2 separate regions of the Homo sapiens genome follow, and region 2 is linked to region 1. The links are chromatin loops, found by intact Hi-C in ENCODE. Cell type or tissue: A673. All regions are shown on one strand. Links, peaks and the distances in the headings refer to the core of each region. The heading gives the core; the rest is flanking DNA.

What was found. A loop is a pair of places that touch in the nucleus more often than their neighbours do. Peaks named below come from ENCODE experiments on the same cell type or tissue, not always from the same donor. Only the 100,000 strongest peaks of a DNase experiment are listed, where the experiment ranks them.
Region 2: a loop joins it to region 1, with 4 times the contacts of the local background. A loop is called at or near these places in 1 of 110 quality-filtered maps.

The regions. Positions count from the first base shown.
Region 1 is chr13:79,532,098-79,538,565 of GRCh38, reverse strand. NDFIP2 (Nedd4 family interacting protein 2) reads right to left here. Exons shown (of 8, transcript NM_019080.3): 3 at 5,110-5,243. Among named protein-coding and RNA genes, the nearest start is that of LINC01068, 31 kb to the left of the region's middle. In A673, for the core only: no CTCF peak of the experiment used is centred there; no DNase peak of the experiment used is centred there.
Region 2 is chr13:78,599,239-78,603,416 of GRCh38, reverse strand. It overlaps POU4F1 (POU class 4 homeobox 1), which reads left to right. Exons shown (of 2, transcript NM_006237.4): 1 at 1-213; 2 at 866-4,178. The coding sequence starts at 91. The coding sequence ends at 2,002. The region is part of intron 3 of OBI1-AS1 (OBI1 antisense RNA 1); the gene reads right to left. It overlaps LOC780529 (a long non-coding RNA gene), which reads right to left. Exons shown (of 1, transcript NR_158457.1): 1 at 3,798-4,178. Among named protein-coding and RNA genes, the nearest start is that of POU4F1, 2.2 kb to the left of the region's middle. RefSeq lists a silencer at 1-74. In A673, for the core only: a CTCF peak has its summit at 1,681 (motif pointing left); a DNase peak (open chromatin) is centred at 476; H3K4me3 peaks cover 599 bases; H3K27ac peaks cover 558 bases; H3K27me3 peaks cover 1,993 bases.

The sequences.
Region 1 (6,468 bases), core at 2,014-4,513:
TCAGGCTTGGTTTCGGTCTTCCATGGGGCTTGTATCCCCTTTTGTTGGCCAATTTCTCCCTTTTGGAACCAGCATATTTACCCAATGCCTATAGTGCCATTTTATCTTAGAAGTAATTAGCTTGTTTTTGATTTTACAGGCCCGTGGGTGGAAGGGACTTGCCTTGTCTCAGATGAGGCTTTGGATTGTTGACTCTTTGAGTTAATGCTGGAATAAGATTCTGGGGGACTCTTGGGAAGGCATGGTTGTATTTTGAAATGTGAGAAGGACATGAGATCTGGGAGAGGCCAGGGACAGAATTATATGGTTCGATCTGTGTCCCCATCCAAATCTCATATTCAACTGTAATCCTCAACTGTTGGAGATTGGGCCTGGTAGGAGGTGATCGGATCATGGGGGTGGTTTCTAATGGTTTCACATCATTTTCCTGGGCGCTGTTCTCATGAGAGTGAGTGAGTGCATTATTGTTTTTTCTGAGATCTGGTTGTTTAAAAGTGTGTGGCATCACCCCTTCACTCTCTCTCTTCCTCCTGCTCCAGCCATGTAAAATGGGCCTGCTTCCCCCTCACCTTCCGCCACAATCGTAAGTTTCCTGGGGCCTCCCCAGAAGCTGCTATGCTTCCTATACAGTCTGCAGAACTGTAAGTCAATTAAACCTCTTTTCTTTATAAATTCCCCAGTCTTGGGTATTTCTTTATAGCAGTGTGAAAATGGACTAATACGGTACACATCATCTCAGTTGAGTGTGAATAACTCAATTTTGTGAGGCCAAGTCTGAGAAGCTAGGGCTCTGCTCAATATCACATAATTAGGAGGGTCAAAGTGGAACTTGAATCCAGGACACTGATGTTGTTTCCACACAATCATGGTAGTCTCACTAAGCATACTGCTATCCTGAAATAAAAAAACTTTCAAAACCATTTTATATTGCTTATTATTCGGGCACAAAGATCCCTTAAATTGTGCAATCATATATCATAGGTAAACTCAATATACTAAATTTAATGACTGGCCATGACTAAGTGCATATTTATAAAATTTTAAATAATTTCAAATTAATTCAAGAAATAAACATTAAAGCACAGTAAGAACAAAAAATTGTCAGTGTGATGGCAAAAATATATTTCATACTGTGTATTTTAAAACATCAGTCCAGGCCAGGTACAGTGGCTCATGCCTGTAATCCCAGCACTTTGGGAGGCCGAGGTGGGTGGATCACTTGAAGTCAGGAGTTCAAGACTAGCCTGACCAACATGGCGAAACCCATCTCTACTAAAAATACAAAAACAAATTAACCAGATGTGGTGGCGTGCTCCTGTAGTCCCAGCTACTCAAGAGGCTAAGGCAGGAGAATCATTTGAACTGGGGAGGCGGAGGTTGCACTGAACTGAGATTGCACTACTGCATTCCAGCCTAGGAGACAGAGTGAGACTGCGCCTCAAAAACAAAACAACCACCACCAAAAAATCAATACAGAAATTTTATCAAAAGTCATCATTTAGGAAAAAAAAAAAAATTAAGACAAGATCTCACTCTCACCCAGGCTGGAGTGCAGTGGCACAATCATGGCTCACTGCAGTCTTCATCCGGGATCACTACAGCCTCAATCTCCTGGGCTCAAGTGATCTTCCCACTTCAGCCTTCCAAGTTGCTGGAACTACAGGTGCATGCCACCACACCTAGCTGATTTTTTTTTTTCTTTTTAGTGGAAATAAGGTCTCGCTGTGTTGCCCAGGCTGGTCTCAAACTCCTGAGCTCAAGCAACCTGCTTGCCTCAGCCTCCCAAAGTGCTGAGATTACAGGAGTGAGTCACTGCAATATGCCCAAAGATGTCTTTTATAATATTAATAGAAAAAATCGAAACACAAACATTTGAAAATAATTGTTCACTCTAGAGGAATGGCCACTAAGTTTCAATAGCATATTGATTACAGGGAATTTAACTATTAAGTAACAGGGAAATATTTATATAAGATGTTTAAAAAATAAAATGGTATCTAGGCAATAATTTCAACTACATTAAACATTAATTTGTGAATCCTGAAATTGGTAAAGACATCAAAATATTTTAAAATAGAGAGCTGTAACAGAACACCTGTGGTGTTTTCCTCTTTCTATTTTCCCACATTGGCTAACACAAAGAAAGCATTCATTAACTTAATCAACTGTCATTGACTAAACAACAAAAATGTGCCTGATAAATAACTAGGTACTGGGAATGTAAATGCAAGATCTCTGTCCTGGTGTTGCTCATGATTTATCTAGTCAAAAGACAAGTTACTGCAACAATTTAAAACAAGTTACAAAAAAAGAGCCCTACCCATTATAAGATGAAATGAGTCTACCTGAAGAACAAGCCATGTTCTAAACATCTTATAAAATTAATAGTTTGGAATTAGCATTTTTCATAGAAATATTAACAATGAGTTGTCATTTTCAGAAATCTACTTAACCATTCCATAACATACGTGCAATTCTACACATCAGAAATAGGAAATAGTAAAAACAGTAGTTTTAAAGTCTCTTGACTATCTATATTCTCCCAGTGAGAGTTGATTTAGGAAACAAGCTTTCAACTCACCCAGCTGAGACTCATTTACAACTGAATGTACTCAAATGCTAATTTGATGAGACTTTTTTTCAATTTTTAAATTTTGTTTGTAATTGACAAAAACTGTATATATTTATGATGTATTACATGATGTTTTAAAATGTGTATACATTGTGGAGTGGCTAAATTGAGCTAATTACCATGTACAGTACCTCAAATATTTTTTTTGTGCAAGAACGCTTAAAATCTACTCTCCTAGCAATTTTCAAGCATTGACCAATTTTTCATCTCAATCAGGTAATGGAGACTCATATGCAAACATTCATACTCTGCACAAAGAGGGTGCTGAAGCACCGGGTTAGGAAGCACTGGTAAATTTATAAGATTTTTTACAAGACCTAAGTTAGTCTCTTGTACACAATTCTATTAATACTTTGCTGTCTATGAAATTTTCCACAATGCTCACAAGCTGGGGTTACAATGATATCAGAAGCAGGTAAAAACAGGGAGCTTTTCTTTATGGACATGTTCCAATTCTGGCTGAGGATTACATTTACTTTCTAAAACAGGGTGCTGGAAATGATGACAATGAGGGAATGGAACAGTAATACTTCAGACTTTTCTCTTCAAAAGGGGTAAAATCAACTTTTCTCAAAGCACACTTACCAAGACTTAATGCTTCCTACCTTGTCTTTAGAATTCTATCCTATTGTATGGAAGTTAGGGCAGTAAATGATCTACGGTCCATAATACTTCTTAAGGTCTCTGGGCAAACACCCCCTGAGAAAAGGAGTTATTGGGACTTTCATAGCTAGAGAGGAATCAATCTACTTCACTGAGAGATGTGCATGTTCATTTACAAATATATGTGTTCTAAGTAACCGAGAACTTATTTAGACAAAAATACCCTATTTAGATCTATCCTCCTCCTCTGTGATGTTCCCCTCAAAGCAACAAAAATTCTTATTGACTCAGCTATATTATGCCACTGTGTTAAGAGACTTACTTTCCTCCTCTGTGAAGGAAAAGGCATAAAAAATAAATTCGGAGTTTACTGTCTTTATCTACCTTCATAACTGTGTCCAAAGCTATTTATGTTGACGTTTAACCCTGTGTGTGCTGGAAGAGGGTAGTAGGAGCAGGCATAAATAGGGTTATTGCTGATCAAAGAAACACATTCAGGGCACATGCTCTTCTCTCAGAGGATCTGCTTGCTGGGCTCTGACCTCATAGCAGCTAGAGGAGAATGCCATACATGGAAGCACATCTCTCTCCCTTGACTCCTCACCTAATTCTAGCTTTCCTGGGTGAATTGATTTTTTTGTCTTTTTCCCGAACAAAATGGGGTGAATCCAGGGATCTGAAACGGCATCTCTCAAGTCTGAAGCAAGAAAAAAAAGGCAAAAAATTCTAGCCCTCCTTGCAGCCACACTAAAATGTAAATAATTTCTGCCTCTTACCTGGCTGCAGAATAGTAGATGTGTATGTATCTCACTGACTCTCCATTACTGAGACAGCCACTCCATTTACCAGAGCAAAGAGTAATACACATGTATCTCATTAACTCCATTACTAAAACATGTAGATGAGGAAGACAGAATGCTTGATCATCATTCCAAAATTCTAGAGTAGAATGTTATCAAAAAAAAAAAAAAAAAAAAAAACAGCTGACAAAAATAATTTGAAGGCCTTGTAACATTTCTCTGTGTTTTTTGGCTACCTTGAGTTCTTTCACAGTCACTAAACTGGCTATGCTAATATAGAAACATAAATAGAAAAAAAGATGATTCACAATTAAAATGATAGGCCATGGAATTCAAACTATGTAAGAAGATAAATAAGTACATGGACAGCAAAGAGGTCAGTGGACTTGAGGTCCAGGCAAAGAGAAGAACTTTCCAAGTGGTGGTAACCAGAGTGAGTGAGTTAGGATGCGAAGTGAAGGCTAACACATGAGGGGCCTGAAATCAAAATTTAGGAAGGGATAAGCGGGGAAGAGCAATAGAAAAGAGGAAGTCAAGGGATAAAGAAGGTGAATTTAACTAGGAGAATGCCAATTTCAACAAAAAGTGACCACACACATAAGCAACAGTAGAACAAATACAGTAACCCTTCAACAATACACGGGTTAGGGACACCGACCCACCTGCATGCGGTAGAAAATTTGAGTATAACTCTGACTTCCCCAAAACTTAACGACTCACAGCCTATTGTTAACTAGAAGCCTTACTGATAACATAAACAGTCGATAATACATAAACTACTATTTACATGTATTTTATACATTCATTACAGGCCTTTTCTTAATTTTTTTGATATTTCTAGGCTATGCAATTTGTCCCAAGTTTTTTCAAATTGCTGCAGATCTCCAAAATATTTTTCCAATATATTTATTTAAAACAATCTGCATACAAGTAGACCTGTGCAGTTTAAACCCATAATGCTCAAAAAAAATCTACATACACACTTACACACAAAGAACTGTTTTTAGTATTACTAAATGTATATATCAATTAACGAAAATAATTTTATCAAAAGAAATGATGAAATTTTCTTACTCTTTGAGATGTTTCTGCTGCTGCAGCTGCCATTGCAGCAGCTTTAGCCTTCTCAGCTTCATCGTATGTAGGAAGAGAGGTAGCAACGCTATAGGGAGGTGGCACGGGATAAAACTCACCGTAAACTTCTGTATCTGAAGAAAGAATTCAAAAAGAATAACCAATAAAATCTATTTAATTTTGTAGCCATAGCCATGACTTAATAATTTACAACTGGCCACCAATACAGGACTACTATTGCTATTATAGGCCTATGTTATAAGCTATAAAATATATAAATTACTATTACAATCATATATCTTACTTTAGTCCAAATTTATTATAAAGAGAAAGAATGGATAAATACCGTTTAAAGGCTAATACACTAAACAAGAACCTCTAGAATGAAATTCTGAAAAAGAGTGCCAGACAAGAGAAGTAAGAATCTCATAATATATGAGTATTCTCTATGTGCTTATTAGTATGCACAAAGAACTTAGTTTACTTGCCCACTATCTCACAGCCAAAAAAGCAAAAAGAAAAAGTAATAATAACAAACATTTACATAATACTAACCATTTCATATACCACTTCTGTATACATTGATCTTAGCATCTCTGAGGTTCAGGAAAGTTAAGTTACTTGCACAATATTAAACATTTAAGTGGCAGACACAGGAAGCTCCTGACCCCAAATACTTTGCTCCGATAACATACAAGGGGTAATTTTTTTACACATCTTGATTTCAGCAACGGCTCTAATCTCTTAAGCAAATTCAGTATTTCCCTTTGCTAAAAGATTGAAGTTTTACTTTTCCACTCTTGTCCCTTTCTCTTCCCATTTTTCCTTTATCCAGCTAGTTCTTTAGATTTCCTTTTATAAGTATTTCTCACCCCAATTTTTGAAATATAATCTCCAGAAATACATTACAATAGAAAATACAGACTGCTTATTTTAAAAATAAAACCCATCACTTATTACAACATAAGTAATAAAGTAAAGTGCTATACAGGTCAATCAACTCATTAGACTTATGCTAGAGTCACTGACACACACACAAAAAAGGGAGGTTCTAAAAGTAGCATACACCACACTGTTTGACATCACTTTTGTATTTTCCTCCATTATAACAACAGTAGTTTTATATAAGCATACCTGGTTTTATACACTTTGCTTTTGTGCATTTTGCAAATACTGTGTTTCTTACAAACTGAAGGTTTGCGGCGGCAATTCCACATTGAACAAGTGTATCAGCACCATTTTTCCAAGAGCATGTGCTCACTCTGTGTCTCTGTCCCAGTACTTCTAGCAATATTTCAAATGTTTCCAGTGCCACTATTGTATCTTTTATGGTGATCTGTGATTAGCGATCTTTGATGT
Region 2 (4,178 bases), core at 441-2,940, 930 kb after region 1:
CAGCCTCCGAAGGGAGGCCGGGTGAGCCGGCGTACGCACTTTCCCGCGGACTTTCGGAGTGTTTGTGGATATACATGCCAAGCCGCCACGATGATGTCCATGAACAGCAAGCAGCCTCACTTTGCCATGCATCCCACCCTCCCTGAGCACAAGTACCCGTCGCTGCACTCCAGCTCCGAGGCCATCCGGCGGGCCTGCCTGCCCACGCCGCCGGTAAGCGCCCCACGCCCGCGGCCCCGGCCCGCGCGCCCGCCCCTCCCCGTCTCCGAAACGCTGCATGTCGGGGGCTGGTGTGTGCAGGTCCCGGTGCGGGGAACTGCGGGCAGGGGGTGTAGAGCAGTCCCGCAGCGAGGCACGTTTTGTCCGGCGGCCCTTAATGTCGTGTTCCTGTCTGCCTCTGCCTCCGCGTCAGGCGCCTGCGATCGGAGTAGGGAGCGCTGGGGCCAGGACTCTCGACTTCCCTCTACTTTCTCTGTTAATTTCACGCCTCAGAAAGGCAGTCTCTGTGCGTGCTCGGGTGTGTGACACGGGTCCCCAGCTGCGAGTTACATTTCCATTTCTTCTTTTCCCTCTTTTTCGTCTCCCACGCCCGTTTCCGGAATGTGTTCTTGTGTCCCCCTTTCTCCCTACTTCTGTCCCCCTCTCCACGCTCCCATCCCTTCTCGTCTGCCCCCTCCCTGGTCGTCAATGTGCCCCCTCTCCGTCTTTCCCGCTCTCCACTGCCCCCAAACCCGTTGTTATTTTGGTTGCTTTGTGTTTGCCCTTCGCATGCTGTGCTTTCCGGCCTGTGTGTGTGTTTCTTCTGTTGTTTTGTTTTGCTCTTTTGGTTTTGTGGTTTTTTTGGTTTGGTTTGTGTCGCCTGCAGCTGCAGAGCAACCTCTTCGCCAGCCTGGACGAGACGCTGCTGGCGCGGGCCGAGGCGCTGGCGGCCGTGGACATCGCCGTGTCCCAGGGCAAGAGCCATCCTTTCAAGCCGGACGCCACGTACCACACGATGAACAGCGTGCCGTGCACGTCCACTTCCACGGTGCCTCTGGCGCACCACCACCACCACCACCACCACCACCAGGCGCTCGAACCCGGCGATCTGCTGGACCACATCTCCTCGCCGTCGCTCGCGCTCATGGCCGGCGCGGGCGGCGCGGGCGCGGCGGCCGGCGGCGGCGGCGCCCACGACGGCCCGGGGGGCGGTGGCGGCCCGGGCGGCGGCGGCGGCCCGGGCGGCGGCCCCGGGGGAGGCGGCGGTGGCGGCCCGGGGGGCGGCGGCGGCGGCCCGGGCGGCGGGCTCCTGGGCGGCTCCGCGCACCCTCACCCGCATATGCACAGCCTGGGCCACCTGTCGCACCCCGCGGCGGCGGCCGCCATGAACATGCCGTCCGGGCTGCCGCACCCCGGGCTGGTGGCGGCGGCGGCGCACCACGGCGCGGCAGCGGCAGCGGCGGCGGCGGCGGCCGGGCAGGTGGCAGCGGCATCGGCGGCGGCGGCCGTGGTGGGCGCAGCGGGCCTGGCGTCCATCTGCGACTCGGACACGGACCCGCGCGAGCTCGAGGCGTTCGCGGAGCGCTTCAAGCAGCGGCGCATCAAGCTGGGCGTGACGCAGGCCGACGTGGGCTCGGCGCTGGCCAACCTCAAGATCCCGGGCGTGGGCTCACTCAGCCAGAGCACCATCTGCAGGTTCGAGTCGCTCACGCTCTCGCACAACAACATGATCGCGCTCAAGCCCATCCTGCAGGCGTGGCTCGAGGAGGCCGAGGGCGCCCAGCGCGAGAAAATGAACAAGCCTGAGCTCTTCAACGGCGGCGAGAAGAAGCGCAAGCGGACTTCCATCGCCGCGCCCGAGAAGCGCTCCCTCGAGGCCTACTTCGCCGTGCAGCCCCGGCCCTCGTCCGAGAAGATCGCCGCCATCGCCGAGAAACTGGACCTCAAAAAGAACGTGGTGCGGGTGTGGTTTTGCAACCAGAGACAGAAGCAGAAGCGGATGAAATTCTCTGCCACTTACTGAGGGGGCTGGGAGGTGTCGGGCGGGACAGAATGGGGAGCTGAGGAGGCATTTTTGGGGGGCTTTCCTCTGCTTGCCTCCCCTCGGATTTGGAGTGTCCGTTATCCTGCCTGCATTTGGGGAGTCCCTTCTCGCTCTCTTTCCTCCACCCATTCTCTGATTTTCCTGCCTTTGCTGTCCCCTAGCCTTGAGGACTGGGGTGCTGGGTGTGGGGATTGGAGTATAGGGTAGGGGAGAAGGGGGGGAGCATTCGGGGGAGTGGGGAGTGGGGGGAAGGAAAGCGGAGACCCGAGCAGGGGTTTTAAGGAGCAGGATGGTTCTGGGGTTTGGGTGGGGGGAGACGCGGGAAGGGTAGGAAAATGGACTGTTTCTGACCAGAGACACTTACCTAAATATCCTGGGGACCAAGGAACTATGTACAAAAACAAACCTACCAACCACCAAAAACTAGACAAATAAAGACAAACTAAAACAAAACAGAACAAAAGCAAAGGAAAATGCTTTAGAAATTTTAACTCCGGGGAGCCATAATCTGCAACTTCATTTTCCCCCATAGAAGAGAAAAAAGAGCACCACCATTATTACCACCTCCCCAACCCTACACGCACGAACTGAGTCGAAAAACGAAAACCAAACGAGCGAGAAGTTGAAGTTCTGGGTATCAAAGCTAGTTGTTCTGTCTGCGTGTTTAATTTTTCCCTCTCTCACCTCCACCCCATCCATATCCTCTTTATTTCCTCCGTTCCAATGAGAGGCCTATGGCTGCTCTCCAATCCCGGGAAGTGAGTGGGAGCACAGCTGAAAAGAGAGGGTCAGGGGGAGGCTGGCTGCTTGCTTAGGTGGAATCCAAGTTTTCCCGTGGCCCTGCCTATACTCTGGTGGCCTGGTCCTGTTGGGGTGGGGGTCTTTGGAGAGAAGGGCATAGTCTTTGAGCTACTAAAAAGCAGAATTCCGGAGCTTCGAGATATCTTATTCTAGGAAAATGAAACAATTTTAACAACAGTTTTTTTTCCTCTTATGTCGAAGATCTAGTTTTAGACAATTTCAAAATAAGCTTTTCCCACTCATAGAACTTTAACTTGCCCTTTCAGTTTTATCTTTTTTTTAGAGAGAGGTTTAAACTACTGATTTTTCCTGTTGATTCAAATAGACTAATGGGGTGAAAGTTATTAGGAGAGATACTCTCTCCTGTTTTCTCCACTGAACGAGACTCATCTTGCTCTTCTAGGTCCCGTTTCTTCCTCTCTTGGAGGACATGAAATTATAGAAATGTTGAGAAGTTCCTGCTTTCTTTTGCGGTAGGACTTGGCTGTGAGAAAATCACCTAAATCCCAGAAAAGAGGAAGACAGATTTAAAGTGCCCCCACCCCCATTTGTTTCAAAGAGGTCTGCATGTTGGGCGAAAACAGAACAACTGTGTTTCCTTTTACTTGTTCTTATTATTCAAGAGTCATTTATTACAGGGGATAAATGTTGGGTAGCAAGAACTTTAATTTGCACTACCAGTCTCCCAAATAGAAAATCATGTATAGTATTTCATAGTAATAATCAGGTACCTTACAAGCTGCTGGTGGATTTTAAAAAATTAAGATAGTTGAAGGTGGTTAGGTAAAATGCCTGCTTTGTGTACAAGATACTCTTTGGATCTCTCGTAGAGATGGTTTGTTACCATCCTTTAATCATAACTAAAACATTGAAAACAGAACAAATGAGAAAAGAAAAAAAACCTGCCGATTAACAAGACTGAAATCATGCATGATCTGAAAGGTGTGGAAAGAAACACAATTAGGTCTCACTCTGGTTAGGCATTATTTATTTAATTATGTTGTATATCATTGTTTGCAGGGCAAACATTCTATGCATTTGAAACTGAGCACTAAACTGGGCTAGCTTTCTGGTAGACCGTTTTGTGGCTAGTGCGATTTCACAGTCTACTGCCTGTTTCCACTGAAAACATTTTTGTCATATTCTTGTATTCAAAGAAAAAGGAAAAAAGATTATTGTAAATATTTTATTTAATGCACACATTCACACAGTGGTAACAGACTGCCAGTGTTCATCCTGAAATGTCTCACGGATTGATCTACCTGTCCATGTATGTCTGCTGAGCTTTCTCCTTGGTTATGTTTTTTCTCTTTTACCTTTCTCCTCCCTTACTTCTATCAGAACCAATTCTATG